Regions from separate parts of the Mus musculus genome. Here region 1 is linked to region 2. A link is a contact called in ENCODE Hi-C or POLR2A ChIA-PET data. All regions are on one chromosome and are shown on one strand. Each heading gives the region's core, a stretch centred on a gene start or an enhancer-like site at or near the end of the contact. The rest is flanking DNA. Distances are from core to core; before and after follow the strand shown.

Region 1 (2,700 bases), core at 95-2,594, 310 kb before region 2:
GTGGGTCTGGGAGGGGGAAGGTTGCGTTCCCTCACTGGTCCAAACAATGCCAGAATGTTTTTCCCCTGTCCATTCACTTAAACAATGTACCATTCTGTACCTCATAAGCACTTAATTTATTCCAACTCTTTGGCCTGACCTGTAATCCCCTCTCCTTACCCATCTGACCCATCTGCGTTTCATTTCCCACTCATCGATGGCATCCAAAGAGCTAGGCCCAGGCCCTATTTGGAACCATTAGACAGAGATTGGCACTCTTCCCTCTTCCTGCACCACATCCTCTGCTGGAAAAAAAATGACCATCGGATCAGAGAACAGAGGCTGCTTTGTCCCCGGTAACGGGGATCTGGAAGCGTTTTCAATCATTTGTACTCTATACCCACTCAAACGCATTAATGTGATCAACATTGGGTCTGTTGTGGGCATTTTTTCCAGCAAATAGCTTGCTAACATTCCAGGCATGTACTTCCCCGAAAACAAGACTGAGACAGGGCCCTGAATATTCAATTGGAAAATCACCAAGAGCAGAAGCTTAGCTTGGCACGGCTGGTGTTGATTCTTAATAAGTGACTTCCTAAAGCTGAGGCATGGGCCTTACAGCGTCAATGACTTGTTTGAAAAATATTTTGTAGGTGCCTCATACCACTCGATTTCCTGTGGTATGCGTCATATTGTGAGCTATTCCAAGCCAGCCTGGTTAAGCACACTAACTCGCCGCCCCCCACCCCAAGATTGTGGTGTTTAACTAAAAATGTCTTTATACAAGATGAGCTCATAGCTATTACTGCTGATGTAGTTTTAACTGCTTGGATACCAATTTCAGTTGCTTGAAAATGTGCCAGCACAGGGTAAACCTGAGCACAGCCATATCTCACCCTGTAGAACATGGCGGGATGCTGTCCCAAGAAGCAGCGTTGCTTCAGGGGAAAGTGGCCCAGTTCAACACAATGCATACCTTTCACTTTCATTAGAAAGACTTACTGTTCTTAATATATTACCAAAGTCAAGGTGCTGAAGACATCTGGAACACGGGAATAAAATTAACCCTTTCACAGCTTCAGGTATTTTTTGTAACGCTTGCCAGGGAGGAGAGCTAAATTCAAGAAACCGAGAGGATTTTCTCAATTATGTTTCAGAAAGCAAACCCAAAGGCCTGACGTGCTGTTCACGAGTTCAAGTGTACGTGGGTGGGATTTGGGCGAGGGCTAAACAGGATACTGTACGCAAGAGACTTTTGACGAGGGCTTCTAATTTTAGACACGGGGCGTGGGGAGAGCAAATACGGCCGAGTGTCATCAGCACGCCTCATAAAGTATCCGGCACTTCCGCAGGCTGCAGTGCTTTACAGGACTTGTGATGTAGATCGTCGTCATTTTTGTTTCACAAACAAGGAAGGAGAATCTCAGAGATTCCGTAAACTCCATAAAGCGGTGATTCATGACAGAAGCAGGGACGCAACTTCGACCAGTGTGAGTAACCCACTGGGACTTATCTGCCACCTTGCTGCCCGGAGATAAAAAGTATTCTCATCTCTATTACGGCTGCCTTTGTCTACTGTTGTTCAAAGGATTCAGGCTTGCCCGGGTGTCCTGAGCTAAAAGGAGAAATGAATATAAATCTGTGCGAGTTGTGTTCTGTCCTGCTTTCTTCCAGTGAATAGGTTACAGGCGGCATCTAGTTTGGGGCCAGTCCCCAGCGGCTGCGCAGTGGCTATTAACTGATTAGACATTGTCTATGCCATCTCTGAATGATTTGTGTCTCTACAATAGGACCTTTTATAACAGAGAAGAGAGGGATTGATACCCTGGACACTGCCTGGGCTGTGTTTGCCTCTTGGGGCAAATAATTTTCCTTGGTACCAGGAGCAGCTCTGATGTGGCTGCTTTGCCCTTATGTGGCCCGGGGCTTTCAGCTTGGGAGAAAACGTTCAGCCTGGTCTTGGATGAAACAAGAAGGTACCAGAGGGGAGCCAGGGCAGCCATGTTGTTTGTCAGAAGAGAGGACCACATGTGCCTGTCTCAGGATGATTGGCAAGGCAAGAGGATACCAGTGGGAAAAGGTGAAAGATTCTTAGAAGCAATGAGCTACCAAACCATTACACTGCACAGCACTAGGAAGGAGAAGAGGACTTTCAGTTGAGAAAGACTCTACCATGAGCTGGAAAATGGAACTTCTGTGTTGGATGTTTCCTGTGAGCTCAGAATTTGGGGTCTGTCAGGTTGAAAGCTACAGGGTGATACTCAGAGACTGTAAAAGGACTTTAAGTCGTCCCATTTGACTTGGTGTGTAGCACACTATCTGAAGCAGGCATCTTGCTTCTTGATCAAGATAGACACAGCAAACCAGTCTTTCTAAAAACCAACCAACCAGATTTACTTATTTAACATGTATGAGTGTTTTTTTTTTCTGCATGAATGTGTGTGCTCCATGTGTATGTGTGTTCCGTGTGTGCTCCATGTGTCTCTGCCCAAGGAGTCAGAAGGGATTGTCAGCATCCCTGGAACTGGAGTTGCAGATGGTTGTGAGCCACCATGTGTGAGCTGGGAATCCAACCTGGGTGCTCTGTGCTCTTACCCGCTAAGCCACCCTTTTGGCCCGTAGGGTGGGGCTGAACTTTCCTCATAGAGTATAATTTTTAGAAAATACAGATTTTAAAATTACTGGTGTATAGTTTTAAAACATTAGTGGAGACATCAATTC
Region 2 (2,700 bases), core at 159-2,658:
TTTAGATCAGAAAGAATAAGACATACTTCTTAAAACGAAAGAAAAATAGCTTCATCCAGAGCCCCACTGCACCCGCCAGGCATACACAACTATGAGCCCCGGGGATCGGAAACTTTTCCGTGAGGACCTGCTTGCTGTGCAAAGTAGCATCTTTTGGAAGAAAAAAAAAAGTTGATTTCTACAGATCCCTGGCCGCCTCCAATGCAGCCCCCCCCCCTTCTGCGCTCTCCCAGTTCCTCTCCCTCCCCCTTTGAGTGCTTTGAAACCCCCATTAAGAACAGTGTGTGATCAGACTAAGGATTAGGGGGAAAGGACTTCAGCACTAGGGTGGGGCAAACCGACACAGAAACCCCTTTGTAAAAAAGGCGTTAAGACTCCAAATCTTAAAAACAGTAACACAAAAGAGGGAAGGGGGGAAAAAACTAGCCTTTTTTATTTTGCCACCTACTTTCAGGTAATGGAAAACGATCGCGACCACTTGATATCTCTTCCTGTGCTAAGTCAGCCTCAGTGTCCAAATATATTAAAAAAAAAAAAAAAAGCGTGACCTAGGCCGACCACGAAGAACGGAAAAAAAGAGAAAGCTGCACTTCCGAACCGCAGAGACGCGGCGCCAGGCTGGGCGACGCTCCCACCCGCACCGGGCTAGACTGTCCACACCCGGCAGAGGCGGGGACTCCCTCCGCCTGGCACTCTCGCCTCCGCTCGCCTGCCGGGTCTCCTGGCCCGGTGAGGTGGAGAGGTGAGAAGCCCAGTACCGCAGCCCCACAGGCGCCTCCGCCTCAGGATGGCTCTTCTACAACTTAGCCTTCAAACGAATGGAGGAACAGGTTAGCAATGCCAGAGCCTGCAACAGCGACCTAGAAAACACTTTGTGTTTTCCCTCCCTTAAAGCTCTCGGCGACTGAATCGTCGCCAATGCAGGGATAGGAGTAGAACGCAGTGAAGCGGTCCTCCGCCCCAAACCCCTTACGAGTGAGCTGTCGTGGGACGGGGGATACTGCATAGGCGTACCCTGTAGCCCGGCCATGGCCGAACCCCTGTTCTAGGCGAAGGAGATCCGCGGGGTAGTTCCCTAATGCTCCCGAGAAGCAAGCTGGTTTAGTGGAGAGAGGAACCCGGACCCCACTCCCGGCCGGCTATGGTTCCAGAAGGGGAAAAGCCAAACGCTCCTCACCGTGATCGCGGCTTTGCACCAACCCCTCTCCCTTGAATCCTCTTCTTCCAGCGATGTGCAAATAAATCCAGTCCTGATGCAAACTTTTTCCTTCTTTCCAAACTCTGCTTCAGTCCAACTTCCAAGCAATCGGTGGATTAAAACCACGGGGAAATTTTGGAACCCAGTCCTCCACCGTTGGAACCCTCCCGGATTCCGGGATAGATGACCTCCCTTCCAGAAGCGCACGCGGAGTATTTCCTTTTTCCCCCCTTCTCTCTCTCCTTTTTTTTTTTTTCTCAATGAACAAGAGGCCGAAGCGGCAACGTTGGCGAGTCTCTTTTTTTCCTGGTCGATGAGAGAAAGCGAGGCGAGCACGGCCTTACAAAGAACCTAAGGCCAGCTCGCCAAGACCCGGGGGCCCGGGGCTGCTCCCAAGTGGAGGCAGGCGCGGGGCCGAGGGCCGGGCCGGGCGCGCGCGGGGGCCTGGGCGCTGCGCGCTCCGCCGGCCCCTCTCCTCCGCTGGCGCTGCGGCGCGCAGCTCTCGCTCGTGCAGACTGGGCGTTGCGGAGGCGCGGCGGCGAAGCCGAGGCGGGGGTGGGGGTGCGGAGGGGGTGGAGGCGGCGGGGGAGGAGGGTCTGGGGCCCGGCCGGGGATGGGGGGGGGGGGTACGGGGGGGGAGGGCGCCGCTGGCCTGCGCCCTCGCCTTTCCGGAGGAGGCAGGGAGCTCTGCAGCGGCCGCGGCAGCAGTAAATGGCGTCATGTGGATCCGAGGCGGAACAGAGCAGTTGTTGTCCCAGAGGATATATCGCATCCGGTCCCAGCTCATTGGCTCCGCGGGGCTACATTCACTCGCGCTCCAGCGCCCGCCAGCGCTCCGAGCCGCAGGAGGCATTCAAAAGGGCAACCGCGCCGCCCCGCGCGTCCCCAGCCGCTCCTGCAGCCCCGGCGCCGTCACGCGGGGCCGCGCGGGCCGCCGCGGGGTCAGTTTATCTAGTTTCAAGGAAACACTGACCTTAAAGGGTCCCCCCCCCCATAGCCCCCACCCAGAGGCTACCATACCAGCCCGAGGCTGGCCTCGCTTGGGGAACTTTCTCCCCCTCGCCGCCGGGAGGGGAGAAGGAAGAACGTTGCAAACTAACCCGGCCGCCCGGTGCTAGCGAGAAAAGCGAGTCGCAGCTTTTTAGATTCGATTCGGAATCTCCATTTCGATCCTACCTCTTCTCTCCTGTCTTCCCCCCCACCCCGCCCCGCTCCACCGCACCCCTCCCCCACCGATGCCCAGGGGGCGAAGAGGGTGGGGGAACAGGAGGGGGAGGGAAAGGGGAGCGGGAAGTGAGGTGGGAGGGCTATTGGTTTATTCTTTGTCTACTGGATTAACCCGATTATACACCGGGCACCAGCACAGCCCGCCTCCCCCACCTCCCGAGCCTTGTACGGGAGGAACGGAATGTAGATTCGGGTTTCAAGTCCCTTCTGCTCTGGCTGGGATTGGCTTTGGATTGTGTGTGGACTTGTAGTTTGTTAGAATTTCCTTTTTAAGA

The links. A loop is a pair of places that touch in the nucleus more often than their neighbours do. ChIA-PET counts read pairs that join two places held with the same protein, here RNA polymerase II (POLR2A).
Region 1: a map of left cerebral cortex shows a loop between it and region 2 (10-fold over the local background). The contact joins the promoter of 9330188P03Rik here to the promoter of Spry2 in region 2. A Hi-C loop is called at or near these places in 6 of 37 maps with a recorded cell type or tissue (Patski and left cerebral cortex). POLR2A ChIA-PET finds 5 or more read pairs at or near these places in 1 of 5 experiments (Patski).

The regions. Positions count from the first base shown.
Region 1 is chr14:105,588,205-105,590,904 of GRCm38, forward strand. It overlaps 9330188P03Rik (RIKEN cDNA 9330188P03 gene), which reads left to right and starts at 1,345. Exons shown (of 3, transcript NR_102319.1): 1 at 1,345-1,469.
Region 2 is chr14:105,895,411-105,898,110 of GRCm38, forward strand. Spry2 (sprouty RTK signaling antagonist 2) reads right to left here and starts at 1,409. Exons shown (of 2, transcript NM_011897.3): 1 at 1,178-1,409.